2 separate regions of the Homo sapiens genome follow, and region 2 is linked to region 1. Evidence: chromatin loops called from intact Hi-C (ENCODE). Cell type or tissue: dorsolateral prefrontal cortex. All regions are shown on one strand. Links, peaks and the distances in the headings refer to the core of each region. The heading gives the core; the rest is flanking DNA. Region 1 overlaps PHACTR3 (phosphatase and actin regulator 3). Region 2 overlaps PHACTR3 (phosphatase and actin regulator 3).

Evidence for each region. Hi-C counts contacts between places; a loop is a spot of excess contacts. Peaks named below come from ENCODE experiments on the same cell type or tissue, not always from the same donor. Only the 100,000 strongest peaks of a DNase experiment are listed, where the experiment ranks them.
Region 2: a loop joins it to region 1, with 4 times the contacts of the local background. A loop is called at or near these places in 3 of 110 quality-filtered maps.

The regions. Positions count from the first base shown.
Region 1 is chr20:59,744,188-59,759,579 of GRCh38, reverse strand. PHACTR3 (phosphatase and actin regulator 3) reads right to left here. Exons shown (of 13, transcript NM_080672.5): 3 at 11,745-11,822; 4 at 4,216-4,398. Among named protein-coding and RNA genes, the nearest start is that of PHACTR3-AS1, 120 kb to the right of the region's middle. RefSeq lists enhancers at 6,923-7,252, 8,475-8,976, 15,321-15,390. In dorsolateral prefrontal cortex, for the core only: CTCF peaks have their summits at 8,293 (motif pointing right) and 11,489; DNase peaks (open chromatin) are centred at 6,697, 7,133, 8,299 and 10,052; H3K4me3 peaks cover 1,233 bases; H3K27ac peaks cover 5,870 bases.
Region 2 is chr20:59,639,958-59,655,349 of GRCh38, reverse strand. All of the region lies in intron 1 of PHACTR3 (phosphatase and actin regulator 3), which reads right to left. Among named protein-coding and RNA genes, the nearest start is that of PHACTR3-AS1, 19 kb to the right of the region's middle. In dorsolateral prefrontal cortex, for the core only: a CTCF peak has its summit at 9,406 (motif pointing right); DNase peaks (open chromatin) are centred at 9,379, 9,869 and 11,529; H3K4me3 peaks cover 2,428 bases; H3K27ac peaks cover 7,135 bases.

The sequences.
Region 1 (15,392 bases), core at 3,919-11,918:
AGAAGATTAAGTCAGTAACACAGGGATTGGCTCCAAAGACTAGGCTCTTAACCTTCATGGAAAGGGTTGCAAACTCCAACACCCATCTACAGGGACAGACTCTGTTCAGCTCCAGCGACCCTGGCTGTGTGGGAACAGGGATCCGGAGGCCTGAACTTTGATGACTGAAAAGAAACTGCACATCTGGATTTCTGTGAACACTCCTGATTTTTAAACATTGGCTTGCAAATTTTTAACCAGTGCATTTAATGTCCCTGTGTTAAGTTATACCCCGTTTATAGGGATGTTGCTCATGGCCAAGCTTCTGAACATTGACCTGGTGTTGTGGAGGTGACCGATGTCCCTGGCGCAGGGTCCCTGGCGCAGGATCCCAGGCCTGCAGGGCTGGATGAGGCCTCGGGGTTGTCCCAGCCATAGCAAACTGCAGGTGGCCCCACATCCCAAAACACACATGCTACCAGAGAGATGGCCTCTCTGGGAGCATCTGTAGGCAGCTAAATAATGCGTGTTAGTGCGTCCCTTTCCAAGGGTTGTTTTTGACAATGAAGACAACAGATGACAATGACGATGACAACGATGATGGTGAGAGTAACAGTGATGCTACAGTAGCAGCAGCAGACACTTTCCAAGTGCTCGGTGTGGGTTAGGAGGGAGATAAGTCTTTCCTGGGGATCACTTAATTTAATTTTAGCGACCCTGGGAGGTCAGTGTGACTACTATCCTCATTTTACAGTTGATCAAACATAATCAGAAAGGTTAAGTCACTTGCCCATGGTCCCACAGCTCAGTAAGGAGTTCAGCCGTGTGTCTCAAACCCAGGTCGGCCTGATGTCAAAGACATTGCCCTCTGTTTCCAGTCATTTGGACCAGTTATTCGACTTTTGTGCCAGCATTTCATCATGGGCGTGAGATCTCCGGGGGCTGCTTCCAGGGCTAAGTAAGCTAAATGAATGTGCAGTCATTAGTAGAGCACGCTCCCCAACCCTGCATGCAGGCAGCCACTTGTGTCACCTCTTGTTATCCCCAGCATGATGACAAATGTCACTAACTGCTAATAAGCCAGCTGCATCCCTAGGGAATGGAATGGTCTTTCTTAAATCAGACTTGTGGCTCCTGCTTTAGACATTTTGGACATTCCTCTGTACTTTCTATACTTTTGTTTGCTATATTTTACTTTAAGTGAATTTATATTTTTATCTCTGTTTATAAGAAAAAGCAAATCTCTATCATTGCCCAAAATGAGAAGCCAATACTACTTGCCCTAATTACTGAAAAGTATTTTCATTATTAATGTTTAAACTTTTTCATTATTAATTGAACATTAATAATGTTTTCTCATTGTCTGTCCACATGCCATTCACAAGAAGTCATCTCACAAATCCCAGGAGCACAAGACCCACACTGGGGAAGCTGGGAATGAGACAAGTCCCCAGGGAACCATGCACGGCTCCAGTCTCCCCCAGGTCTTGCTGGGTCACCAGCAGAGCGCTTCCTACAAGGCAAATCCCATCGACTCTCCATCCCTGGGGGGTTCCAGCTGCCCTCAGGGATAACCTGCCAGGTCTCTTCTCTCTCTCCATTCTGTGGGCTGTTTATTTTGAATTTTTTTTGAAGCAGGGTCTGGCTCTGTCGCCCAGACTGGAGTGCAGTGGTGTGATCACAGCTCACTGCAGCCTTGACCTCCCGGGCTCAGGCTATCCTCCCGCCTCAGCTTCGTGAGTAGCTAGGACTACAGGTGTGTGCCCACACACTCAGCTAATTAAAACCAAAAACAAAAAACAAAACTTTTTTGTAGAGATGGCGTCATGCTATGCTGTCCAGGATGACTTTGAACTCCTAGGTTCAAGTGATTCTCCTGTCTTGGCTTCCCAAAGTGCTGGAATGATAGGTGTGACCCACCTCACCGGGCCCTGGATTGTTTTTAATCACTAAAGTTCCACCGACAAGAGCCCCACCCTTTCACCACCGACGCTGCTTTTGTGCTACCAGGGGGCAGAGGCGAGTGGCTGTGTCAGACACCTCCAGCCTGCAGAGCTCATGCTCTTTCCTCTCTGGCCCTTTACAGAAAACGTGTGTGTTCCTGTCCCCTGTCTTTGCATGTCATTCCCCTTTCTGGGATGCTCTGCACCTCGCTCTCTGCCCAGCTGATTCCCACTCCTCCCTCAGGCCTCACTCAGGAGAGGGTCCCTGATACAAATGTGTAATCTCAACAGACCCACTCTGCTCTCAGGAACCCATCCGCACACCCAGCATCTGGAGAGAGAGCGGGAGCGTGTCTGAGGTCAGAAGAGGGCACTGAGGGGAGCAGGCACAGGCCCTGAGCTGAGCTACAGAAATCACTGCCAAGGAGAAGCGTGACCCCCATCAAGGGCTGGGAGCAGCAGCCCTGCCTCCCTTGGGGAGGCTCACAGGCCACACACAAGGGCTGGGCTGTGGGGACCACACCACGGCAGGAAGGCCAGGCTCTGCTCAGCCTTAAGAACCATGCCAGCGGGTTGCATAAATATCTTCTTTTGAGAAGTGTCTGTTCATATCCTTCACCCACTTTGTGGTGGGGTTTTTTTCTTATCAATTTGTTTGAATTCTTCGTAGATTCTGGATATTAGCCCTTTGTCAGATGAGTAGATTGCAAAAATGTTCCCCCATTCTGTAGGTTGTCTGTTCACTCCAATGGGAGTTTCTTTTGCTGCAAAGAAGCTCTTTAGTTTAGATCCCATTTGTCAATTTTGGCTTTTGTTGCCATTGCTTGGTGGGGGGAGGGGGAGGGAAAGCATTAGGAGATATACCTAATGTAAATGACGAGTTAATGGGTGCAGCACACCAACGTGGCACATGTATACATATGTAACAAACCTGCACGTTGTGCACATGTACCCTAGAACTTAAAGTATTAAAAAAAAAAAGAACCACGCCAGCCCCAAAGTCAGATGCCTGGGGCACACAGAGACCTGTGTGTGTGGAGGGGGCCTCTGCGTGAGAGCTGGGACCCTCCAGAAGTCACAACTCTCAGACCCCAAATTCCAAGCCAAGTGAAACTGGAGAGACACGGCCACCCCCGAAGAGGGCTGAGCATGCCTCTGGGCAGGTGCCGCTAGCGCTGCAGGGGCGTTGTGGACGGGCGGCCTGCGAGTGTGTGGTGCCACCCTTGTGTGGCAGAAGGAAGTCCCGGGCACGGAGGACCAGGTGTCCACCCGCTCTGAAGCAGAAGCCCAGCAGGCTGTCCTGGGGCCTGGATTTCCAACCTCCCACACTCACGGAGAGACGCGTTCACCTTCCCACCCCCAAACCGTGTGAGACTCGCTTATAGCTTGAAATTTTACGAGACATCAGGATTCCAAGTCAACAGTGAAGCTCCGTAAGAATCACTCTGCCAGGTGGGCAGGAGGAGGAGGAGCTGGTGAAGCATCTGCAGGTGTCTGTGGCCAGTTCCTGCTTTCCTCCCCTCTATCCTTCCTCCCTTCTCCCCTATCCTTGGGAAGCGCCCTGGTCTATTCAATTAAAATAAAAACCACCACCACTACGCAAAGCCCCTACTGCCTTTGATAATAGTCACTCTACACGTCAGACACTGCTAAGTTCCTCCCACCCTCCAAACAACCCTGATGTAGGTCCATTACTTTTCCCATTTAACAGAGGGAAACTGAGGCTTGGAGCAAGGCACCAAGCCCACCTCCCCTCAAGAAGCAGCGGAAGAGCCCCACATAGGCTGCAGCATGCTGAGACTGCATCAGCACCGACCAGCTCCCAGGCATGCACACATGCAGGGACTTCAGCATCTCTTAGGCCAAGAGGCCCCCTGTGGCAGGATTTCGGCCACAGAAAAGTCCCTCAACCCTACCTCCTACCCTTTTAGGGTCACTAAAATCCCCCCACTGGGCACTTGCCCCTCCAGAGAGCACTTTCCTGCCTAGAAGTTCCCAGGGAAACACAAAGACGCCCTGGGAGGGGGGGTAGGTGTGCCAGGGAGATGAACATCGTTAAGTACCTTCACTTATCAGCCGTGCCAGACTTGGAAAGAGACAGTAGAGAAAAGTGCCCCAGCAAACACTTCAACCCAGCCAGGCAGCACAGCATGGCAGCGCTTAGAGCACGGGCCCAGCTCTCTGGAGAACAATGTTCTACGAGGGCTGTTGCCTAAGCTATAGCCAAGGACAACAGTGGGGACGTATGGCCATTCTAGGAGCAGCTCAACTTCGCGTGGTCTCCAGCCAGTACCTGCATCGTCCAAGTGGGCAGCTGAGGACAGTGGCTTGTCCAGGGAGACCTGGTCCGTCCCAGTGGCCAAGGGGCTTCCGGGCTGGGCATCTTCTGAAGTCAGCGTCTCCGACTTGGGAGTGGGTGGTTCACTCTGTACAGATCGGGGTCCTCCATCGGGGTTGCAAGTTTTGCTTTCAGCATCTACAAGGAAATGTAGCTGTCAGCTGGGCCTGCACCTCCCTTCCTTCATCCCTTCCGTCGTCCCAAGAGTCTTTCTGAGAAGTATCCATTCTAGGCTCTGGGTGGTCCCCCACCCCTCTCCCCCTCACCACACACCCTAGGAGTCCCTCTCCAAGTCTGGACTTTCCAGGGGAGCCCTGGGCACCTCAGCACACCCTAGCCTGGTTTCTGCTCTTACACTCCACTCCCTGTGTGCACTCTTCCTCCGACACCTGTGGGAGACTGCAGTGCCCCTGAGCCACGTCCACACCCACTGCCGTGCACCTTTGCAGTAGCCCCACTCTGACCCCGGCCTCTGCCCTGGAGCTTGCTTTGGTCGATGGGACACAGTGGGTATGATGCAGCACTGGCATGAGAAGTGCTTGCACATCCCTGCTCGTCCCTCCTGTTTCCCTGGACCTTTGTCCTGAAGACATGCCCAGCAGCTGGCTGGAGTCAGCAGACCCACGGGGCAGATCACAGGCCAACCCAGACAGGGGACAACAAACGGTGATTGCTGTAGGTCTCTGAGATGCAGGGGTTGTCATGGCTGCAGAGAACCAACTCACCTCTGCACCCACCGTTTGACCCTCAGCCAGGCATTAAACAGGTGTTTACTGATCACCGGCTACGTGTCTGGCACTGTAATAAACCCTGGCAAGGTGGAGGTTAGTAAGATACAGTCCTTGCCCCCAGGGGTCTCACACTCTGAGGAAGCCACGCAGATGACCACACATGGCACCGTGAGCCCAGGAACGGGGCACACCCATGGATGGAGGGGCCACAGAGCCGGGGGTCCCTAGGTCTGACAGGCAGCCTTCCCAGAAGAGGAGGCACTAGCAGGGCATAAGGAAGGACCTGGTGCTTTCCGTCTCTTGAAGCTCGGCTGCTGCAGCCTCTGAGGGTCTGGCCCTTCACTTGCCATCCCTGGGTTTGCACCTTAATGCTGAGGGGCTCAGCACTTGGAGAGCAAAATAAATGGCTCAGTTACCCAACTGCAGGATGGCAGGGCCCTCGGCCAGCAAGTCACAGTCACGTCACTGAGATGCACGTTACAGCCCCATGCACAAAGCCTCCACATAGCCCTGCAGGACTCCTCTCAATCTCTACAGCAGTTCCTGGAGGCCCGGTGCAGAGGGCAGTGTGACCTGCACATGTCGACACAGCCACGAGGTGGCCGTTTGGGGATGCTAGCCTACGCTGACCTCCTTCCACACACGTCCCATCCTGGCAGTGGAAGGAGGAGGCAACATTTACTTCAGGGTCAGGGTCCATAGGACCTGGTCAGTCCCGATTCCTACCTGCCATCCCTGTGTCCTTCAACAGTGTCCCTTTCACTCCTAAAAGTGTCCTGTTTGGACAAACAGTATACAGTCACCCCATCATGCGTCCCACCACCTGCAAACGGTGTTTTGTGCCCAAATAGCAAATTCCTCTGGATCTCAATTTCCTTATCTATAAAATGGGGATAATATTTCTGCTTGCTTCATGGCAACATAGTGAGAATTAACGGAGCTAGGGTATGGAATGTGTCTGGCATAAGGTAGGCACTTTACATGTGCTTTCTGTCATTGTTGTTGGTGATGGTTTCTGACAACGAGAAGAGGAGGGTGACAAGAGTGATCTGGCCCCTTGGTCTGCACCTTTGGGCCCATCTGCTAACAGCAGGCTTAGGACAGAACCGTTTCTCCCTCCAGAGTCCTCACCACACCCAGGACTCATGCCAGACCCATTTCCTGCCTGGGACCCTGGAAGAGATTTGAGCTTGTCATCGCTGCTGATCATATTCCCTCTGCCGCACACGTCTCCTCCGGGGAGAATGAAAAGGTCAGCCATGCCAGAAGTCTGGAGATTTAGGGCTGGACGATCTCATCCATGCAGCCGCGTCAGTTGCCCAGAGGTCCAGGCGAGGCTGGCAGGCTCTTCCCATAAGGCGCAGATGGCCATTGTGACGGGCTCTGTGGGCCACGTGCTGTATCCCCCGTGCTGCAACCCTTGATTTTTTTTTTTTAATTTTTATGAAAGTCTTTTCTATTTAAAAAGCATTCTTAGCTCAAAGACCACATAAAAACAGGTCCTGAGCCACATTTGACCCTTGGCTATAACAGCCCACCAACCCAGATACAAGCCAAGAGAGCTCACCGAGTAGACAAAATTAGAGGTCACAAAGCTGAAAACTGAAACCAGCCCCTTCTCGTGACCGACTTACTCGCATTTGACGTGCAACCGTGACAGCACAGCTTACCCAGCCCCTGGCAACACACAGGGAATGTGAGAGCTGGCGTAGGGGAGCACAGGGCTCTGCCAGCTTGAGCTTCACACCTACCCTATGTGACAGGCAAGGCTGCCACCCACCACTTGCAGTTATGGACACCAAACCTTAGAATGCACAGGTCTTTTGCTGCCATGACTGTCACTGCTGTTAATAATAAGGATGCCTCCATCGTCATCATCAAAATCATCACAACTGCCACTATAAAAAGGTCAGAACATAGAACCTGGAAGGCCCAGAGGTCTCCAGACTCAGAAAAGCACCATGCCCCTCCACAGTCTTTGAACCTTCCCCTGCTTTCTTGCAGGTTTTCTGCAAGGACTTCTTGCAGGACTTCTCTGGGCTGCGGTCAGAGCTCCAGCTCATAATCATGTTCAGTGAAAAGTTTCAGTTCCCAAAATAGCCCTGGTGGCAGGGCCGTTGCTAAGAAACGCTGGTTGGGGAGGGGTTGGGGGAGCGGTGGGAGCCCAGGCCCTGCTCCTCTCGCTGGAAGGCCAGCCTCCGCCCGGCCACTCTCCTTCTGAGGGCTGCAGAGGGGAGCGCGGGGCAGTGCACCTGAGCAGCCACAGTGAGAGGGAACGTGTTGCAGACATGCACACACACTCACAGATGCACACGCAGGCACACACGTGTGTCGTGGCACATGTGCACAGTGCAAGCACAGGTGGGTGCACACAGGTGCACGTGCATGTGTGTGCACACGTGCAGACATGTGTCCCCCGGCGTTCCTACCACATGGAAACCAGATAGACTTGATTTGTCACTGTCCAATTCCCTGAGGAAAGAATGCCTAGTCAATCTCAAGTCACTGAACACAGCACAGAGTAATAAACTCTCTTCTTTTATACCCAATGACGGGGTAGGAAATTCCTTAAATTATTTAAGAAAATGCCAAGTCAACGCATACAGGGAGATGGAGGAAAGTCATTCAGAACATAAACAGTGTCTAGCACAGAGAAACGTGGGCTGGGGACCAGGGCAAGGGGGCTGGGGAAGGGGACCCCTTGTACCAGAGATTTGGTCTGGCCTCACTTAGTCACGGATATCCGAGACGAGGGTGGAAGGAGCACTGAAGAGATCAGAGGGGTCCCCTCTGCCCTCCCCAGGGCACAACGGGCTCCACTGCACACATCTAGTCATGTAATAACGCCACCAGCAGGGTCCTTCCTAGGTCCAAGCTGGCGACTAGAGTCACAGGAACGAGAGGGGAGGGGGTCACAGTGGTTCATAAAACAGACCATCGATCATAAAGTAACACCCCAGAGGGAGCAAACTCATGCCCTGGATGCTGCCTCACCCCCGGGAGCTGGCGGGCTCTCTTCTGCTGGCCCTGCCCAGAGTCCGGCTCACTCCACCAGGCTGCCCACCTGCTTCAGGGCAAGCTCCAGGGTGTCCAATGTGTATGTACATGTGTGTGTGCATACATGCGCGTGTGCAGGGCAGAGGGCAATCCTGGGGTTTGTCCTGGCCAAGGAAGTTCAAATGTGAGTTTCGAGGGGGCTCAAATGAGGCTCTGGAGTCCCTGACAATCCACTCCCACAGCCTCACAGGGCCTGTCCTGCATGAAGTCCCGTCCACCTTGCAGGGAGGCTCATGAGCCTGGCCGGCCACAGGAGGGCGCCCCCGGCTGCAGATTCGTCCCTGCCAGCAGTGGAAGGCGGTGGCTGAAGCCGGTTCCTTAACCCTGAAGCCGGTTCCTTAACCCCAAAGCCAGGAAAGCGCCTCTGCTCCTCACCCTGGAGAGTCCTCACATCCACAGCAGAGGCGGCGGCACTGCGTGCCTACCCCAGAGCAACAGCCCTCAAGCCTGATCCTCCCCTGAGCCGGAGAGGGCAGGTGCACAGCCACCGCCAACAATTCCAGTCATCCTGCAAGAGGACCCGGTGACCCAGCACCAGGAGGATTAGGGACAGACAGGGTCTGACCTCAGGTCGACCCAGTGAGAAAAGACATTTTTGAAGCTAGTGCAGGACGGAAACTGCGGTGCAGGGAAGGATTTAGCCGGGAGCCTGTGGCCAAGCATCTGCGTGGATCCCGTTATTACAGCACGTTGATTACAGGTTGATTACAGGTGGCACACAGTAAAGGATTCAAGCAGCACAGAAGAGTCGACTGCGAAAAGCAAGTCCAAGTCCCCTCCCAGAGCAACCCCTGCTGCCCGGTCCCTGATATTTCCCTGCAGAGACACTCGGGCTCCTCGCAGATCCCACCCACTCGCACTGTGGCCGCCCCAGGCTCCCGCAGCAGCGTGGTCATGCCTCTGCCACCCCAGCCGGTGTGTGGGCAGGGAAGACGGGAGGCGTCTTGACCCAAGCCCCTCTCCCTTTCCTGCTTCCTCCTTCCTCCTTTCCTCCAACCCAACCCACCATCTCAAGGTCCCTTCCACCGCGGGGACTTGTGCTTGCTGCTCCTGTGGGCTGGAAGTCACTCCCCGCTTCCTTCTGTCTCTTGGCTTTTCAACCTTCCTGCATCAAAGTCGGAATCAGCTGTGGAGGATGAGGAAGCACTGCTGCCTGGGTCCCACGCCCAGCGCATCTAATTTAACTGCTGCCTGAGCGGTGGAGGGTTATTAAATCTCTCCAGGTGATCCTAATATGCAACAGACTCTGAGAACCAGCCTAGGTCCTCCTGCCCACCTTTGGACCTGACTCAAACATCTCCCGGCCCCCCGAGAACCAGGTCAGGTCCTGTCTCATGATCTTAGGGTGCTGCATCCTTCACTGCACTCACTGTGGTCGTGAGTTGCCGGCTTTTTGTGGGATTACCTAATGGCCCCACTGGATGTGCGTTCAGAACAGTATTTTGCTCACCTGTGTCCTCAGCAGCTAGCACAGACCCTGACACAGAGTGGGCCCTCAATAAAATGTCATGGCATCAATTTAGGAGTGCATTTTCCCTCTCAAGGAAAGAGACTGTGTTTCAGGCCACTCTAGTCCCTGGTCCACAATCATTTAGCAAGAGAGAGAGTATGGAAGGTAGAGATGAGCAAACCACAATGTGGGGACCAATCCAGCTCCCCCACCTGGATTTGACATCTTTAAATGGTTGACAAAAGAAAAAAAAATCAAAAGAAAAATAATAGTTTGTGGCACATGAAAATTATATAAAATTCAAAGGCCAGTGGCCATAAATAAAGTTTTCTTGGGACACAGCCATGCCCTCTCATGCATGTTTTGTCTCCGGCTGCCTTTGCGCTACAAAAGCAGAGACAAGTAGTTGCAACAGAGACTGCACGTCCCCCTGAAATATGCACTATCTGACCCTCTCCAGAAAAGGTTTGCCGACCCTGATCTAAAGTGATTCTGTAAGCCTGCGGGTGTGTGATGTCGCCGTCAGAGGCACGGAAGCCAGAGACCAGGCTCCCACGGCAGCAGGGTGAGAGCCACACTGTCAGCCTGGCCGCGGCCAAGCATTCGTCTCCAGCCTCTGCTATGACTTCATCAGACAAAGTCATCTTGCAAAAATTCAGAGTGGAAAAAAGCCAACGCTCCTAGAAGTTTTCCCCTTTAATTAGTCAAACTATAGCTTCATTTTTGAGAGGAACCAAATCTATATACTTACTCTTTACTCAACAAAAGTAGTGTTTTTTTTAGAATAGATGAGAAAAGGCCTTAGCATTGTTTTCATCTTCCTTTCTCCTTCCCTAAGATCCAAAGGTATGCTTGTTGGCAACATATTCAAAATGCCGGAGTTTGACACTTTTTTGTCCCATCCCAGTGAAAATCCTCCAGATTTCTAGCTCAGCAACCGCATTCCGCCAAATCCGAGCGTCACGACGGCGTTAACCATCTGAGTGCCACGGGACTTGACACCAAGCTTTCCTCGCACATGTAAGGTTTTATTATCACTATGAAGCAATTTCCCATGTAGATTTCCCCTAAAAATAGCATCATCAAAATACTTCACTCTTCGAGTCTAAAGAGAGGAAACAATGACAAAAGCCTGGGCCCACAATCGGGTTTGTGTGCTGACAGGCCCGGCTGCATAAAATCTGGATTCGTTTATTTCATGAGCTTCCTTCCTAATTCCTGATATTTGGGCCAAATTACAAAGACACTAGTAATATTTTAAGGCTGAAGTGGGGAGAGAGGAATTCAATATATCCATGCAAGCCTCAGGAAACTGGCTATGCATGGCCAGATTCCTCAAATCAGCAGGCCAGAGCTTGGTCCAGCTCCAGAGAGTCTTCCAGAGGCAGTGAGGTGTTGTGAAACCTCCTAACCAAGATTTAGCCTCTCAGGGAACCGGAAGGCACCAAGGGCTAGTGTCAGCATCTAAGTCCTGGGCCTCACACCTCCAGGAATCCATCACAAAGAGAAAGACTTGGGAATTAAAGAACTCTGTTCAGTTAATTGCATGAGTGATAATAACTGGCCTTTCTGAAAGATGGAAACAAAGATGATTATGTAGACCCCACTGAGATTAAGCTCTCTAGACCAGAGACCAAGAGATCAGGATTTGTTCTGTGTCTCTGCTCTCAGGCTGCAATGACTTGGGGCAGTCACCACCCAGACCCTCCCACGCCTCGTCTGCAAGTGGGATAGCCGCTGCCTCTCTCCCCAGGGATGCTGGGAAGACCAATGAGACAGGGCGTGCACAATATCCCACCCCGCCCCAGCATGTCCTGAATGCTTCCTACATGGTGGTAGGGGGAGTAGGTAATAGTGGAATTAAAAATAATTTGCCCAAATGGAGGACTGAAATGTGAATATGAAAAAAAAATTAATGCTGAAAAAACCACTGCTACCACTTTAAAGGAATTGGGATAAACCACCAGATTCATGCACACCCAGCTCTGTTAGACATTCCCCAGAGAGGAGTGGTGCCATGAGGGGGAGCTCTTCAGCTCAGTAATGGGGTCTCCCGTGCCCCTGGGGGCTGGACCAATGGAATGGCTCCTGACATGGGGTGTCTCTCCAACCTTGCAGGCTTCATCTGAACACGGCCCTCCTTGGATTCTACACTGTTTCTGATGGGCTTCCTGGGCTCATGTGAGACTTTCCATTCTGCATTCCCAGCACCGTGCCCTTCCAAGCCAGGGACGGGTCCCACTTACCCTGCTCCATCATCTCCAGCAGCCCCTTCTTGATGAGCTCCTCTCGGCCTTGCCTGCCGGCCATCTTCTTCTCCAGCGCTGCCCAACACACAAACACACAGGTGAGTCTCAGGCAAAGGTGTCACTGGGCCCTGTCCAAGCCACAGCCAATGCCAGGCTCAAGTTTACAGACCAAAAACACTGAGCTAGCAGGCGCCTCGGGGTTAGGGGGCCTAGTCCACTGGCGAGGCCCAACTTTCTTACCAAGAGTGCTGCTAAGCAATGTGCATAAACCACAGCTAAAGAGCAGTGCACGCAGTAGATATTCTACAGCGATCATTTCTGTGATTTATCTGGAAAGCCCCTGCACATATAACGCCCCTCTCTAAGCTAGCTCTCACCAGCCATTCCTGCCCTTCACCAAATGTTCCCTAAATTACCAACCAAGGAAAGTGCCCTCCCTCTGCCGCCAACACCCCGGGCTCCTTTCCGTGGTTCCTGTTCGCCTTTGCGAAGTGCCTCCTGGCCGCTCTTAACATCCACTCACAGATGAGATTCTCCTGTGCGGCTCTCCCACTAGAGCTTCTTCCAATAAACCCAGGTTAAAAGCTTCCAGTCTACCAGATGGACAGGAAGGGAGGAGGCCAGCCCCCAGTCCCCTTCCACCAAGCCTAATTTGCCAAATCTTTGTCAATTCCGCCTTCAGAATAGCCCTTTCTGCCTCCCCTTCCCGGAGCAAAACACTCTTGAGCGACGGCCACCACCTTGTCCCATTCTCCCTTCTTTCACAGGCAGGCCTCGGGCTGCTCCACAATCATCTTCTTCCTTCCGTCAGGAAAACTGTTTGCCTACAGGTGAGCCCCAATTTCCAAATACAAGACTACATAACCACCTCAACCCTTTCTTTGAAAGATGCAGCTTTGCAAGGGCTGTTTCCACTGCTGTGATGATTTCCCCGCCTTTCCCAATGAACCAATTACATCTCAGCTCAATGCAGCCTCCTCACCTGGGTCTTCTCCGACCACTGGGCCCAAAGCAGTGCCCGCCCTGCTCATTTCCACCCCAGGGCCTGCTCCGTGATCCTGCCATTAACCCTGGATCACAGAGAGTCCATCAGTGTTCTGTGTGTGCAGGGGGCCCTGCCAGCTGCCGGGGAACAGACAGAGTCAGCCCACCTGGCTTAGCTTAATGTCTAGTTGGGGAGGCAGATGACAAACAGGCACTGGCAATGGAATTATTTCACTTACTCAAAAGCATTTCCTGAGCACCTGCTATGTGCCAAGTGCTGAGCTGGGTGCTGGGGAGTCACGGAGGGCAGAAGCCCTGCAGCCTTCACAGGTGGGGCTCCACTGGGGGAACAGGCCATGGTGATCAGGTGTTCAATCTATGGAAACCCCTTACACATTTACTGAGCACCTACTGTGTGCCAGGCACCATGTCAGGCACAGGAGATTCTGCCATGAGCAAGACAGGCACAGCCTCTGCCTGATGCCAGCACAGGTGGGAGGACAGATGGCAAGTGTCTAGAAGTGGGCGAGGAGGAATAAGTCAGGCCTGGGGCGGGGGACTGACTGGGGGGCAGTTGTCTGGGGAAACCCATCCCATCCTTGACCTCCCGGGTGGCTTCCCTGAGGATATTTACCCTAAAGCCAAAGGATGAAAAGGGAAACCCAAACACAGCAGGGTGGGGACATTTTTGGGCAGAGAAAACAGAATTTCCTTTCTGTGGTCCCAATTTCCAAGCCAATTTCCAGGTGCCAGAATTGTGGATAAAATTGACAAAGTGAATGCTGACCTTGGGAGGTGTCAGCAAAGAGGCTGCAGCCAGGCTCACAAAGCAGATAAGAAGAACAGGGGTGGAGGCCTCGAGCTCTGTGTGGACCCCGTCCCCAGGCCGGCACCAGGCGGTGCTCATGGTGGCTAGCCTCAGACATCACAGGTCTTTGCCTGCACTGACTCAAGGACTTCCCGATGACCCAAAGATGCAGCTGCGAGGCTCTACCCTCCCCCTCTCGGGGATGGGGACGTCAGTGGTGGTGCAGCTTGTGAAGGTGGTACAGTGTGTAAATGGCTGAGTGGATCTGAGCCACCTGCCAGGGCAGGCATGGACTGAGATGCTGGTCCACCCTGCAGCCCCTGAGAGCCATCTTCAGCCGGTTCCCCCAGCCTCGCCTACCAAAACCACTGTTTGCTACATATTTCTCTTTCAATCATCTTTGCATTCACTTCAACTCATCCTAACCCGTGATGCCCGTGAAATCAGGAATTTGATATGCTGAAACAAATAACACCCCCTGCTTTAAAGGAAAATAGTGGTTTGGAATAAGTAAACAAAATGCAGCACTGTTCCTCGAATTTCCAGATGCCCGAATGGCGGTCCTGAAGGTGGGGATGCTGCAGGTAAAAACCTCGAGACCTCCAATGCCCTTGCAGGGTCCCCAGAGCATCTTGCTGGTGAACTCACACGGCACAGCTTGGAGTAGGCCAAAGAGCCCAGAGTCCTCAGAAGACAAACCTCAGCCTTCCAGTTCCACTGCTGGGGTCAGCAGGCCTGGAGAATGTCAGAGACCCCCCTGAGGTCACGGAGGTCACTCTGCTCTAGTCCCCCGGCCTTTCACTGCTGCACAGACGTGCCTTCCCCAGCTCGCTGCCTTTTCGAGGGCTGTTCCCACTGCTGCCATGCTCTTCCCTGCCTTTCTCAATGAACCAATTACATCTCAGCTCAATGCAGCCTCCTCACCTGGGTCTTCTCGGACCACTGGGCCCAAAGCAGTGCCCGCCCTGCTCATTTCCACCCCCCAGGGCCTGCTCCGTGATCCTGCCATTAAGCCTGGATCACTAAGAGCCCATTAGTGCCGTGTGTGTGCAAGGGGCCCTGCCAGATGCAGGGGAACAAATGGAACCCGCCCACCTAGCTGAGCCTAGCATCCAGTGAGGGAGGCTGCCTTGCAGCCTCGCCGGAGTCTGCAATCGACTCACGTGCTGGTTCACTTGGTGGCTTCCACACTTTGTCACTCGACTCCCTACTCTGCGGAAAGCTCTGGGTGGGCAGGGCCTGGGCCCCTCCTGTTGGTACTGGGCACACAGGAGGTGCTCAAGATCTGCCGAATGATGATGCTTGTTCTGTTTCCACTTCAACAAGAATTCATCTATCAACTTCTTGGTTGGTAAAAATAATAATAATAATTTTGTAAAGCACACAGAAAAGCATGAGTGGAGGGCCTGCTGTCGGTGTTGGCCGCCTCCCCTGCTGTGGGCCTGGGCGCTGTAACACCTGGCCTTCGTCTCCACCATCCTCAAAGCCCTGGAGCCTGCGCCTCTTCAGAGCTGGAAAGGAAATGGGACCCCAGGGACCCCCCGAGGCAACAGCCTGAGACGGGCACTCGCCAGGGCTGGTTCCTGAGGCCTGGGACTGATTCCACAGCAGCAGCTCCCTCACTAATTGTTTTTAGGTGTGGCTCACAGGCATGTGGCTGGAGGCGGGGCCCTGGGGTGGAGATGCGGCCTCCTCCGGGCTCTCTTCTCAGAACACTGCCATCTGCAGAGCCCAGGCTGACGAGCCACCACACCCGGCTGCCAGGGTCCAAGCCTCAGCCCCGCCACCTGCTGGCTGTGTGACCCTGGGTGAGTGATTTCCCTTTCTGGGCCTGTTCCCCATCCCTTCCGATG
Region 2 (15,392 bases), core at 5,030-13,029, 110 kb after region 1:
ATTTAAAACAATTAAAGTTTACATTTCAAAAGTGTGAAGTGTATAGTATGTGAATTGTATCTCAATAAAGCTATATATAAAAAAATTTAAAAACCATAATGAGATACCATTTCATATCAGCCTGACTGGGAAAATTAAATGAAAGATAACACTCACTTTTGAAAAAGGTGTGAAGCAACTAGAACTCATGCCACTTAGAACTATTTGGAAGTTCTTTTTAAACATAAACCTACCCTATGTTCCAGCAATTTCACTTTTATAATTTACACAATTAAAATAAAAACATAGATCCGCAAAAGGACTTGTACAAGAATCCTCACAGAAGCTTTATTTACATCAGCCAGAAAATGGAAAAAACACAAATATGCAACGAGAGACTGGACAAATTATGGGATATTCATGCAATGAAGTACTCAATAAAACAAAGAAACCAACACATACACACACACACATACACACACTGAATGAATTTCTAAAATATTATGTTCAGTGAAGGAATCCAGACACACACACACAAATGCCAACTGTATGACTGCACTTATGTGATAATCTATGGTGACAGATCTATGGAAAGTAATTGTCTCTGTGAGCTAAGGAGGAATTGGCTCGAAGAGTAAACTGGGAAAATTTCTGGAGTGATGTGACTTTTCCATATTTTATTTGAGAAGCTGGTCAATTTGTTAACACGTTCCTTTAGCCTCCATATTTCCTGAAAACTGGTAGTAAAATTTAAAAGCTTGGTCACATTCAGGCTTAATTTTTTAGGAAAGAATCCTTTAGAGGCAGTGGTTTATATTTCCAATTACATATTAGGAGGCATATAACTTCTGGTTGTCCTACCTTTAGAGAGGTAAAATGAGATCAGTACATTCAGGTTATATCAGCCTGATTTATCCATTATAAAATTCCCCATTGATAGTTACCTAATGCTGTTAACACCTATTGATAATAATTGCCTACACCTGTTATTTCATTTGGGTTGTCAAATGGTAATTTTCTCATTCTTTCCTTTTGCATTTATTAATTAAAATTTTTCTATAAAGAAGACGTTCAATCATCAGCTATTTGGTTACCCTGAAATATAAATAAAACAGGAAGGCAGAATAAAAGCTTGTTTCTTATTCCTTTTTTAGCAACTTTCAGAATAGAGAGCTGGTGTTCTAGCAATATACAACGGTGACCAATTATTTTTTGAAGTACCATCTGAAGGCACAGATTTTTATAATTCTGATGTGTTTCAATCAATTCTAGTCATTATCCTGTTGGAAATGTATTAAGCAATTCCTCTTAGCCAGCAGAAAATCATTCAATTCTTTTGCAATCATCTCATTAACCTTTGATAGCTTATTTGCTTTCTGGCATAATAAAGTATCCTAGACCAGGAAGCAGTCACTTCTCCAAGGAACTCTGCTTCGTTTTAGTGGGGAATGGTATTTAGTACACAAAATCTGGGTGTAGAAAGCGTTCGTTGCTATAGGGTTTTCACTGCTTTTAGGCTTTTTCAGTAGACAGAGTTATGAAATAGATATTTTAAGAGCAAAGAATATCATGAATATTAATATTTCTAATTTAAATGTAAGATTTTAGGATTTCAGATAACTTTAAAAAATATTATACCTTATCTCTTTTCTTTCATAATAAGAATCTTGATTCATAACAACATTAACATATTGCTTAATTGCTTTCTCCAAGTTAGTCCTATAATTTCAAAATAATAACATCCATATTACAGCTAATAATAACACTAATCATGAAATATATGATTCTTTTTATTTACATATGCTAGCATCCTTAAATTCCACCCCACTATGGATATACAGTTAAAATACTGGGTTTTAGTGTTACTTAAAGAAATTACTTTCTCACAGCCGAGTGCAGTGGCTCACGCCTGTAATCCTAGCACTTTTGGGAGGCCAAGGCAGGTGGATCACAGGATCAGGAGTTCGAGACCAGCCTGACCAACATAGTGAAACCCCGTCTCTATTAAAATTACAAAAATTAACCAGGCATGGTGGCAAGCACCTCTAATCCCAGCTACTTAGAAGGCTGAGACAGGAAAATCGCTTGAACCCGGGAGGCGAAGGTTGCAGTGAGCAGAGATGGTGCCACTGCACTCCAGCCTGGGTGCCAGAGCAAGACTCCATCTCAAAAAAAAAAAAAAAATTACTTTCTCGGGTTAAGCTACCAACTTGATATATAGTTAGGTTCAATTATTTCCATCTGTCTTCAATTATAAGAATATTTTCCCTTTTAATTTTTTGAATATGTAAAAATATTTACACACTTTAAAATTCAGAATCATATAACAAAGTACACTCATAGAAGTCTCACTTCTATTTCTGCCCTCCCCTCTGTTACTTCCTCCACTATAGGCAACCGTTAGTGCTCGCTTTTTACTCCCAGCATTTATTTTAAACAATCTAAGTACACACACACATGAAAATGCACACGTGAACACATCTCTTTTTTACATGAAAGGCAGTATTCTATAAAAATATCCCGATTTTTTTTTCACTCAATGATTGTGATGTTAATTTTATGTGTCAATCTGGCCACAGGTTTCCAGATTAAATGATATTATGGATTGTGGACGTGTCTACAAGGGTATTTCCAGATCTTAAAAAATGCTAATCTCGATGAAAAAATGTACACTCTTAAAGAGGAAAGAGAAGGTATGATGACAGATAATGTCAATAAAGAGACAGAAATTATCTAATTATTTAAAAGAATCTAATGGAAATTATAGAGTAGATTAATGCTAATTTTGATGAGATTAGCATTTTTTATTTTAAGAGATAAGGTCTCACTCTGTTGCCCAGGCTGGAGTGCAGTGGCACAAAGTGCAATCATACCTCACTACAGCCTTGAACTTTAGGGCTCAATGGATCCTCCTGCCTCAGCCTCCTGAGTAGCTGGCACTACAGACAAGTGTGTGCCACCATGCCCAGCTAATTTTTTACTTTTGTTTTTCAGAGATGGGGTCTTGTTATGTTTCCCAGGCTAGTCTGGAACTCCTGGCCTCAAGTGATCCTCCCTGCTAGGTGCCCCCACCCCAAAGTGCTGGGATTACAGGTGTGAGCCACCACATCTATCAGAGACTAGCATTTGAATTGGTGAACTCAGTAAAGCACATGCCTTCCCTCATGTGAGTGAGCAACATCCGACCTGATAGAGGCCTGAATAGAACAAAAAGGTAGATAAAGGAGGAAGTCAGCCTTTTTTCCTTCCTGTCTGCCTGCTTGAGCTAGCATAGGGACCTTCTCCTGCCCTTAGACTGGAAGTTACATTACCAGTTCCCCTGGTTCTCAGGCCTTCAGACTCAGACTAGAATTACACCATCAGCTTTCCTGGAGCTCCATCTTGCAGACAGCAGATTGTAGAACTTCTCAGCCTTCATAATCACTTGAGTCAATTCCTCATAATAAATCTCCTTTTATATCTGTATGTATCTCCATATCTATCCGTCTATCTACCTACCTACCTACCTACCTACCTACCTACCTACCTACCTACCTACCTACCAAAAAGATCCTGTTGGTTGGGTTTCTCTGGAAAACTCTGACTAATGAATACTATGATATATCCTGGAGATGACTTCCATGTGAGTAGAGAGAACACGCTCATTTCTTTTATTGTCTTCCGATACCCCTTTGTCTGGCTATGCCATTATTTATCCAGCCAGTCCACTCTTCGTGATATGTGCATTGTTTCCAACACTTTGCTATAATGAATAATGGCAAAACAAATACCATTGCCTGTGTGCTATTTTACCATTTGCCAAGATATTTTGGGATAGATTCCTAGAAGTGGGATTACTGGTCCAAAGGGGGACTATTTATGTAATTTTGCTAAATATAGCCAGATTTCCTTCCATAAGGTTCATATGGCTAGCTGGTAATGGCAATATAACATGATGCTTTAATTTTTAAATGTTCTATTTTTATATTTTATATTGATTAATAGACACTGGCAGGCCATTTTGGCAACCAACTATAGAGGCAATAGTTCATAATTTACTACATGATTCAGTGACTTAATTTATTCTAGTTTCTGACATGAAAAGTTACGCTACTTTAGAAAATGTAATGTAATGGGAGGATGTATTTATTCATTTACATTTTTTACTTTAGACAAAGTCTCACTCTCACCCAGGCTGAAGGGCAGTGGTGCAATCATAGCTCACTGCAGCCTCGAACTCCTGATTCAAATGATTCTCCCACCTTGGCCTCCTAAAGTGCTGGGATTACAGGTGTACACCACCATGGTCAACCCAAAGATGATTTTTTTTTAACAGTTTCAACACACACACACACAACATTCATGCATTCAACAGCCAGAATTAACAAAGATTAACATCTTGACATCTTGCTTAAATCAGGTTTTCTTTTTGTTAAAAGACACAAGAAAAAAACAAAACATTATAGATCAAATGTAAGCCTCCACAGTCACCTCAGAAGCCCTATCATAGCCCCCAACCCTGCCACACTGCAGAGGTAACAACTAGGGCAACTTCTGGGTAGATCCTTCTTGTTTACGATTTCTCATTCCACTATCAACGGTCTGTCCCACCACCCCCAACCCCTGAGACTTTTTTTTTTTTTTTTTTTTTGCTATCAACGCATTGGAAAACATTCCTGGATAATTCTCTTGCCACTTACAAATGTGATTTTCTCCAGGGAAAAGGCCTGGAGAAGCATTGCTGAGTCATAGTGTCCCCAGCTCAACGGGATAGGTCATATTGCTCTCCAAAGCGGTCACACCCATTTACACTAACATCAGCAGGTCTCCATCCTTTGGCAACACTTGCCATTGTTATATGCTTTGATTTTTGCTAGTCTGATGGGTAGATACAGTAGTTCATTGTTTTAATTTGTATTGAATATGATGATGTTTGAAAGCAATAGTGCCTTCCTTTGATGGGAAAATTTACTTTCACTTGACTTTTTAAAATTAACGCCCTCCCCCCAACGAGAACAATCAATATAATGCAAAAGACAGGATACAGCTTCATATATTTATTCTTATACCTATGAACTTAGAATCTTTGTATCTGCAACCCTTTACATGAATCATAGGTATATGCAGATATATACACACATACCTTATTAATTTTAGAGAAAAATGCAAGTATCAACATCACACCCATTTGGAATTTTCTCTGAATTTTTGAATTTATAGTTCTGCTGATGTATAAATATTTCTTTGTTTCATGTGTTTCATAGTAGAAACACAGATTTCTAAGAAACCTGTCATAGAAAATATGACCAAAAATGCCTGCACATTTTGTATTGCATTGTGAATATTATTTTATATCTAGAGCCTAGTATTTCATTCTTTATAGTTAAATTTTTTGCTCATTTGCCAAAAGAAATTCTTCCAGCAAATCCCTTTATATCTATTTCCATACTTATAAAAATAAAATGGATGCACATCTATAAATTATTCATCTATATTTTGACAAATGTGCCAAATTTACCTTTGGACCTTCAGGGCAAAAAACAGGAACCTTTAAAACCACATTATGAGGTCTTAGTTTCTTATTTTTAACATGTAAAGTAAACATTGATTGAGTGGTTAGGGACAATTTGTATCTCATATGGAAGGCATACTCCCAACTTATCAGTGATACTTTTAAACTACAGAAAATACACCACTGAATATTAACTGAGTCATGAACTGAAAAAAGTCTTCAAAATAATCAGTCTGTATTGGCATCTAAGCTCTTAATTGGAATTTCTGTGACTCTAACAGAATGATTTTTGATAGTCTGAGGTATGGAGAAGCTCTTCTTCAAAACCAAATAAAAGTAAATACTCAATAAAATTCCAACCGTCCTTTATATTACCACAAAATCCACCTAGTATAATTTATCCCCCGAGTTACAACATGAAATATATACAATATTTAAAGAAAGAAAACATGTTGCTGCTATTTATAATTAACTCTTTGTTGAATTTACTTCATTAATAGATGTGCCTGTGTATAACAGGATTAAATTAAGACACATGCTTTAAAGAAATCTTTTTAAGGAAAATACACATATCTTGGCTGGAATCTCCATAAGCATCAAGAATTAAATAGAGTTGTTTTGCCCTAACCATTACCATAATAACTTTTCTTATAACTATTTCATAGATGAGTTATTTGCTATTTGCTTTTCAATTTGCTTACCATAAAACCTCACTCTCATTAGTGTCTTTTTTTATATTAGGCCAAGTCATGGAAAAAAATTTCAGTAATTAGCTCAAGTAAATAAACAATTGTCCAGCATGGAAACTCTGGGGGAAAATCATCCAACTCTTTACCATACTCATCCATCAACAACGCTGATCTAGATGGAGCAAAGGAAACTGATGCTTCGATGCCTATATTCCCAGCCTCATCATGTAAACACAGACATTCCCAAGCCGGAACAACAGGACTCTCTCCTCCTAGCAGGTGTTCTGGGGTAGGTGGTTGCCAAGCTGTCCCAGTCCCTCCTATGGGGGACACAGGCTGCCTGTGGCTACTCCGAGGTGGTTTCTCTAAGGGCGAGCTTGTCACTTATTCACTCCACCTCACATCAAATCACATCAACCCAATCCATCATTTTCCTAATCCAAGTGTGTCCTCTTTAATTAGTGCCAAAAGGACATGGCAGTGATGGATGTTGCTGAGCAGAGGAAAGGACAGGCCCTGCCTTAAGTACCAAGGTCAGCGTAAGCCTGGACTGGGAAGAAAAACAAATGCTATCATCAGCCCCAGAAGGTCAACCCCTCCCTGACCCTCCATCCCTGGCCTCTGGGATAAACAGATTAAGCCACCCTCTTGCTGATTAAGAAATCACGAGGAGATTTTAAAGATGTTTTTTAAAGACTCTGAGATGGACTTATTTTTTCCTACCCAATTGCCATCACCACCTTTTCTGGTTCAGCACCTTGATTTCCCTCAAGGGACCTACCCCTTGCCCAATCAGGCCATGTGATTTTAAAGAAGCTGACCACCTCCAGGCCAGTAAGATATGATTCCTACAGCTTTGGTATTCTTCACTAATAGGAAAGAGAAACTCACCTCCTTCCTCAAAATGGCTGGAGCCTGGGGGAACAGAGGAGAAGGAAATGTGGCCTCACAGCAGGCCAGCAGAGAACCAGGCAGTGAGAGGGACGAGAAGCAATGGTGAACAGTATAATTAGACCCTGTGGTCAATGGGCCTGAAGCCAAACTCCCCCTGGACTAATCACAAAACGGTGTCAGTCAATAAATACCTTTGATGGTGAAGCCAGTCTGGGTAGGTTTCTCAACAGCAACTAAAGCCATATGCAACTACAGAATCTTCACTAATAAGATGAGGAACCTCCTGGAGGGAAGGCACCTAGCCTATAACATCTATCCATTAACCAAAAGGATGTTTTCCTACACCAACAGTCTAGATGAAGCAAAGTCCTATGGAAAGTTGCAAGGCTGGCAAAAAGTAGAAAAATAAAACAGTGCAAAATCCCCCATTTCACAGATGAGGAAACCCAGCCAAGAAAGGCCAAGCACCTCATTGAGATTCACAAGCACATTAAGGGTGGGACTGGGACCTGAATCCAGGGAGCTTAATTCTGATTTAGGCAACCATGTTAGGGAGTTGGGCGTTGTGGGAGATGAGTTTGTACAGGGTGTGTGTGTGGCTGTATGTGATAATAATGGCATTCATTTCTTTCAGGAAATGTGGAGCTTGTGGATCAAAAGAACACAGGAAACTAGTGGGGAAAGAGATGGAAAGGGATCAACAGAAAAGATGTGAATAAGAATGAAGAGGACTGTACCCCCACCTGCATGTCACTCCAACACCCTGCTGCTCAGTCCTGCCAATGGACCTCCAAGGGCCTGGCTGCCACCTGCTGCCCTGCACCACCCTCCCCAACCTCAGGGGGCCTTCCACCTGGTACCCTAAACTCCACACTGGCCTCTCCATGCTAGTTGATATGGTTTGGCTGTGTCCCCACCCAAATCTCACCTTGAATTGTAATAATCTCCACATGTCAAGGGTGGGGCCAGATGGAGATAATTGAATCATGTGGGTGGTTCCCCCCTACTGTTTTCATGGTAGTAAGTCTCACGATATTGGATGGTTTTATAAATGGGAGTTTCCCTGCACAAGCTCTCTCTTGCCTGCTGCCATGTAAGACATGCCTTTGCTTCTCCTTTGCCTTCCGCCATGATTGTGAGGCCTCCCCAGCCATGTGGAACTGTGGAGTCCATTAAACTTCTTTCCTTTATAAATTACCCAGTCCTAGATATGTCTGTATTAGCAGCATGAGAACAGACTAATACCCTAGTCATCAAATCTTTGCCAAGCTGATCTGCCCGACTGCAACCACCATGTTTAAAATCCTCAGAGGCTTTCCTGGTGCTCTTCATTTAAAGACAAAAATCCCTTTAATGAGCCCTGCCTGGTCCCACCTTGGGCTTCCTCCCACAACACGGGCATCTTTGTGCTCCACTGGGAAAAACCCTTTCAGAGTCACTCATACCTCCCCAAACACTCACACAGTCTTCTGCCACAGAACATGTGTGCATGCATACATGCTGTCTGCTCTCCCTAGAATGTTCTTCCCAGCACCCTCCCTGCCTCAGGCCCAATTAACTCCTATGCCTAGTCAGATTCCAGCTCCGAGTCATGTTCCTGGGGGATGCATGCTCCCCTCCAGGCCTGGACTGGTAGTTGCAGGGCCTGAACTGGGGAACTGCATCTACTGAACAATCGGATTCACTCCCTGGGCTCTGGCTGTGCCTCCCAGGGTACACTGGGCCCAGATTGAGAAAGTCAGCAGGAAGGACTGACAAACAAGCTTCATTTTCACTTCGTTCAGTGTAACTCCTATATTTCAGTAGATCACATGGTAAGGTACTTTCTTTTGACAGGGAAAAACTGATTTTAAAAAAAAGGCAACAATGACAACTCAGTGAAGAAAGAAAATTTAACTTGCTCCTATTGTAAAAGTCACCAAGAAAATGTAGTTTTCTTCGTGGTCTTTTATAAAAAGGTATTATAATATCCAGAACCAACCCAATTTTTTAAAACAGCCCTTGCTGAATAGCTAAACCTTGCCCCCAGGTATACAAAGGAGGCCAGAGTGAGCCCAGCTCTGGCAGGACATTTACCCAGGGCCCCAGGGCTCCCACTAACAAGCAGCAGCTGTGGATGACAGGAGCTGCCCACTTCAGGGGACTTGAGCCTTACTTCCTCCCTCAGACATCCCCAGGGACTGGCTGGAGGCTGAATGACTGACACGTCCCCTCAGAATCGCAGGGGCTGGGGGTAAGATCCTAGAACTGCCCACGGGACTGGGCAGGAGCTTACAACCCTTGCCACCTGCCAACACTCCAGGCAGAACGGGGCCAGGGGCCTCCTGAGTGAGGCTGTGTGATGATAGTGACCAGCAGAGGGCAGAGGCCCCAGGCTCAACAGCCTTATTAAAAATACAGGACAGGGGAGGGGAAAGAAACTCATTCATTAATTCTAGCCGTATTTATTAAGCTTTCATGATGTGCCAGGCACTGAGCTAGATGCTGGGAGAGACTGTTTTCATTCCAGCGTCACGACATGAAACAGAAGGCTTTCTGTTTTCATTAAAACATGACGGTTTCATTAAAACATATTCTGGTGGTGTCGACAGGGATATGCACACACACACACGCCACACACACATATGTACATGTATATCATTATATAAATTTATGTTTTATATGCAATATAAGCAACATTTAATTGTGCGTGAATAACATATGTCCAGATGGTGATGAGCACGCTCAGAATCAAATCAAGCAGGACGAGGAGAGGTCCAGGCTGGCAGGGGCCAGCGCTTTAGCCTCCGAGGCCAGGGAGGGCAGTGTGGGGCGGACACACACGTGACGAGAAAGGCGCCACAGGCTGGGATCTGAGGGAGGCTGTTTCAGGCAGGAGAAAGAGCCAGGGCAGAGGTCTTCCCTCCTTCCTTCCTCCCTCCACCTCCCTCATGATTCCACAAGAGAACTTTTGTTCATTCTAAAAATACTGAGCACCTGTTCTCTGGGCCCAGGGAGGTTAACCCAGCCCTGCCTTTGGGGGACTCATGATGCATGGAGAATCAGAGAGTGGGTAAAAAAAAAAAAAAAAAAAAAGATCTGCTAACATAAAAAAGAACAAAATCATATCCTTTGCAGCAACATGGATGCAGCTGGAGGCCACTATCCTGAGTGAATTAACGCAGAAATAGAAAACCAAATACTGCCTATTCTCACTCATGAGTGGGAGCTAAATCTTGAGTACACACAAACATACAGAACAACAGACACAGGGGACTCCGAAAGAGAAAGGGAGGGAGCGAAGGAGGGGGACAAGGGCTGAAAAACGTGCTGTCAGGCCCTATGTTTACTATCTGGGTGACAGAATGAACAGAAGCCCCAGCCTCAGCATCAGGCGATGTGCCCTGGTAACAAACCTGCACATGTACCTCCAGAACCTAAAATAAAAACTGAAATTTTATAAAAAGAGATCCTCTAAAAAAAACACTGGCCAACAAATGAGTAGCGATGAGGTAGGGATGTGACACAAAGGGAAGGCGCAGGGTGCAGGAGAAGCGACAGAGAACCACCAGGCTGGTGCAGGGAGAGCCCCCAGGAGGTGCAGCCTGTGCCTGGAGCAACCTGGGACACCAGGGCAAATGTGTCCTGGCCCCGTATGCTGGAAGTGCTCTGGCCACAGGCAGCACAGGACCACCAGCTTCTGTCTCGTACCGCCAAAGGATACATTTGCCCATTCAACACATACTTGCTACAGGCTGCTAAGCACCAGGCCAGTGCTAGACCCTGGAGTCCCAGCTGGGAGCAAAAACAAACTCAGCTCCCGCCCCCTGTTGGAGTCTACAATTCAGTGGTGGGGGAGGCGAATGAGGGAGGACAAGGACCAGGGAACCCGAAGATAGTGTTGAAACTGAACAACCAATGTCATGGTCACTGTTTATTTCCTTTTATATCTTTTTATATCTGTTGTTTATATCACAACAAATAGAAGTTAATTCAAAACTGTTTTTCACTTCGAAATGCAATCAAATAATTTTATAACCTTGCTGGTAATGACTTGATTTGCAGCTGCCTTCTCCATCACCATAGCTCTGTGAGGGAAGCTTCTGCCCATCAGGGTGCTGCAACCACTAGCTCTTGTCGCACACTGCAGGCACGCAATGGCCTTTGACTTCATAATGGAGGCTTTTCCTCCCCACTATACCAGAAGCCTCCATTGCATCCATAACCTTTAGCAGTTTCTCAGTGTGTATTGGCAAGTCCGACGGATGCAGGCAGGGGTTACTCTGGAACGTTCCAGGTCTCTTGCTGCCCTTGAGGAGATGCCGCTTAAGCCCTGAGCCCTCTGCTCCACCTCCTTCCTCAAACACAGTCAGTAGTGTTCTCTAACAAGTCCACCAAACAACGCCAAGCAGGACCGAATGCCTGCCTAAGTGCTACTTTCACAGGATATCCAAACTGTGACTACAGGAGGCGAGGCAGAAGGCCTTCTATCCCCACCCCCCTTTTCACTTAGAATCCAATACTTTTAGACAAGTAAAGGGACTGCGTCACCAGCACCCGTGCATTTGCCCTGAACACTCCACACAGAGGGGCTGCCTCACTCCCTCTCAGCTTCTCGCCGCTCCATCAGGCGTGCACCCAAGTTCCCCTGCACTGCCAAGAAGGATTAATTCTCCCACTGGGATTTTATCCAGATGCATTTTAACATGCAGTGTTTGACTTCTAATTTTAGAGTCTAATTATCCTGTGAAGAACGAGCAAATGTCTGTTCTCCTCCTGGAGCAAGGGCACTGTTTTGTGCAGAATTACTCAAAACTTGTTGCAAAATTTAGCAAAAGGCAAAGTTGGGGTGCTCACATGAAAACAAGATGCTTAAAATCATAATAAAGACCAACTGCTCTGTGTGTGTTGAATTCCCCCAACACTACTTCCTTAAGGCTCATTTAAAGGAACAAGGAAGTCAGGCACAAAAGTAGTTCCTACAAATGGGAAAAAAAATACTACAAATGAAGTGGAATAGCACTCATTTAATGTGCGCTGTGTGCATTGATGCTGTGCAGGATACCTTCTCACCTTACTCTGATCCCCAACTTTTAAAAGAAGAATTAGGCCGGCGCAGTGGCTCACGCCTGTAATCCCAGCACTTTGGGAGGCCGAGGCGGGCGGATCACAAGGTCATGAGATCGAGACCATCCTGGCTAACATGGTGAAACCCCGTCTCTACTAAAAATACAAAAAATTAGCTGGGCATGGTGGCGGGCACCTGTAGTCCCAGCTACTCAGGAAGCTGAGGCAGGAGAATGGTGTGAACCTGGGAGGTGGTGCTTGCAGTGAGCCAAGATCGTGCCACTGCACTCCAGCCTGGGCGACAGAGTGAGACTCTGTCTCAAAAACAAACAAACAAACAAACAAAAAACAAGAAGAAGAATTAAATTCTTAAAATTCTTTGATTCAACCAGAGAGCTCTTTCTGTAGGCAAACGCCCCAATGTTGGCAGGACAGCAAGTTGCTGTCATGCACCAAGGGTTTCCAATCTTCATTCCTTCTGCCCCGGGTTCCAGCTTCTAGGAATTTAGCCTAAAGAAATAATCAGAGATGTACACAAAAAGGCAGGCAGCCTTAAGTCCATCCCAATTACTATAGCAAGAAAGAAGCAAACAAAAGCCTCAAGCCAGACTCAGTTTCCAATGAAAGCAGAATGGGAAAATAAATGGTGGCAAATTCCTATTCTGGAGCATTTGGTCCCAAGTGTCCTAAGCAGTGTGGAGAAAAGCTTCTGATGTATTAATTTAATAAAGGATATAGGCTGAACAATCCCGACACGGGAAAAATGTTTCTATAGGAAAAGTACTGGAGGAACACACACAAAAGTAGCCACAGGGGTTATCTCTGGGGTGGGGGTGGGGGGATTTGTGAATGCTTTTGATGTTCTTGATAATCTCCTATGTATTCTGAATTTTCAATAATAAATATAATTTTTGTTCTAATCAGAAAAAAAAAAAGTCTAAAAGAAATAAAAGTGAACAGATACCAACCAAGCAAGCAAATAACTAATTATCCACCGAACCCTGCAAAAGTCCAGGAAACTAGAGGAAGGGTAAGCTGGGGTGGCATCCTTGTCCATGTCTAAGTCTTTTTTTTCCTCTCTAATCCTGACCACTTCTTCCCAAATTCTAACGCTCTGCAGAAAGGCTGCCTTCTCTACATCCGGACCTCCACGGGCCATGCCACTACAAAATGCAAGCCAATGATCACCCACAGACCCAGGAGTTCCAACAGAGATGTTGTCTGCACCCTCCCCAGGAGCTAGGACAGCCATGTGACATCCACTCAGGATTCCTAAGTGACAGAGACTGATTTTGTGAGAGGTTCCTCCGTGAGGGGCCTTGGGAGGTTTAATTGACTTTAAACAGACTAATAGAAGAGCAATTAATAAAATGAGACTAGGGTATCATTGCTGCATAATTTATTTGTATATACAGAAACATTGGAAACCACCAGGTCACAATTAATCTCTGCCTCAAGGCTGTGAGACATCCTTAACAGGATAATTATATATTATATATACACAAATGTACATACACACACAATCTATAGATATGCATGGGATGGTTCCTTTAATGTGTCAACTTGACTGGGCCTGAGGGTGCCCACACATTTGGTGAAACATTATTTTGGGTGCCCATGAGGGAGTTTCTGGATGAGACTGACATTTGAATCAATAGGCTGGGTAAAGCAGATGGCCTTCCCTAGCATGAGTGGGCCTCATCCAATCCATTGAGGGACTGAATAGAGCAGGAAGACGGAATAAGAAAGAATTCTCTCTATCTGTCTTCGAGCTGAATCATCAGTCTTCTGCAGACTCAGACTGAAATTTACACCATTAGCTCTCCTGTTTCTCAGGCCTTCAAACTCGCACTAGAACTACACCATTGGCTCTCTCAGGTCTTCAGCTTGCTGACTGCTGGGACTTTTTAGACTCCACAACACATAGGCCAATTCCTTCTAATACATCTAGATAGACAGATAGACAGACAATGGATGAATGGATGAAAATGATAGAGAGAGAGAGACATACATACATGCATACATACATGGATGGATGAATGGATAGATGATAGATACGATAATGGATGGATAGATGAACAGAGGTGGATGGATGGATGGATTGGTAGATAGATAAATAGATGAATAGATAGGCAATAGATAAATCTCTATATCCTATTGATGGTGTTCCTCTGGAGAACCCAGACAAATATAATATGTATATATATGCATACATTATCTCTATCTATATCTTCTCCCCATATATCTATGTATCTATATTTATATAGATGTGCATATATATAGAGAGAAACACAGTAAAAGAAACCTGTAACAATAATGGCATAAACTTGGTTATGAGTCCCTACTCTACTGCTTCATTTTTGGTCCATTTTTACAACTTAGAAGCCAAATGCTTGCTTTTCAAAGACACATTTAAGATTCTTTTGCAATGATAATGGTATTTGTCAGTGTTCTTGGAGTTCATCACCTTTGCAACCTCCCTAATCTAAAATAGCACTGCCCTTCTCTGAGATGCAAGGTAAAATTTACAACCCTATGATCTCTCTAGAAACAAGACTTAGGTTCTCCCCATGGTTGCCTTCTCTACTACTGGTTTGATGCATGGAAACCTAGACTTCCAAATTCTCTTGAAAACCAAAGAGCTGACAGTCACGCACATGCCCATGTCATCATAATGAGCAGGGCTGTGCAGATCATCCTCTGCAGGCAGGGCAGGAGCACTTTAGGTTGCTACAGTCCCCGCCCCTCCCCAGTGTCTCTGCACCCCAAAGCTGAGTCGAGCTACTATTTCTCACCAAGACTGGTTGAAGACCGCCTGGCCCCAGGGGCATCTGCACTCTCCAGCCTTGCTCTATCCAGCTCACATCCAACCAGGATCTTTGGAGAAATCTTTCTTCAACACCTTGTCCTCCAACCCTTCTGCGCACATGACCTAGCCCAACTAGAGAGAAAGTTCCTTGACAGTAGGATAGTAATTATAGCCAAAGCAGGGAGAGTTGACATGTCCTGAGTCCATGTGGTGAGCTAAGCATTTCTACACTGACTGTACTTGATCCTACCAACCATCCAAGGTTAAGAATCTTTCCCAATATTGCTCAGCTGCTGACGGGCTGACCCAGGGTCTGAGACAAGTAGGTCTGAATCCAGATCACAGCTCATCAACCCATCTGCTATGCTCTACTGTCCTGTTGCACACCTCACAGCCTCAACCCCAGCATGCACAGGATGAAGTGTGCCTGTTTTTTGCTATTCCATAGAGCTCTCTCTTACAATGCCAGAATTGGAACTAGGAA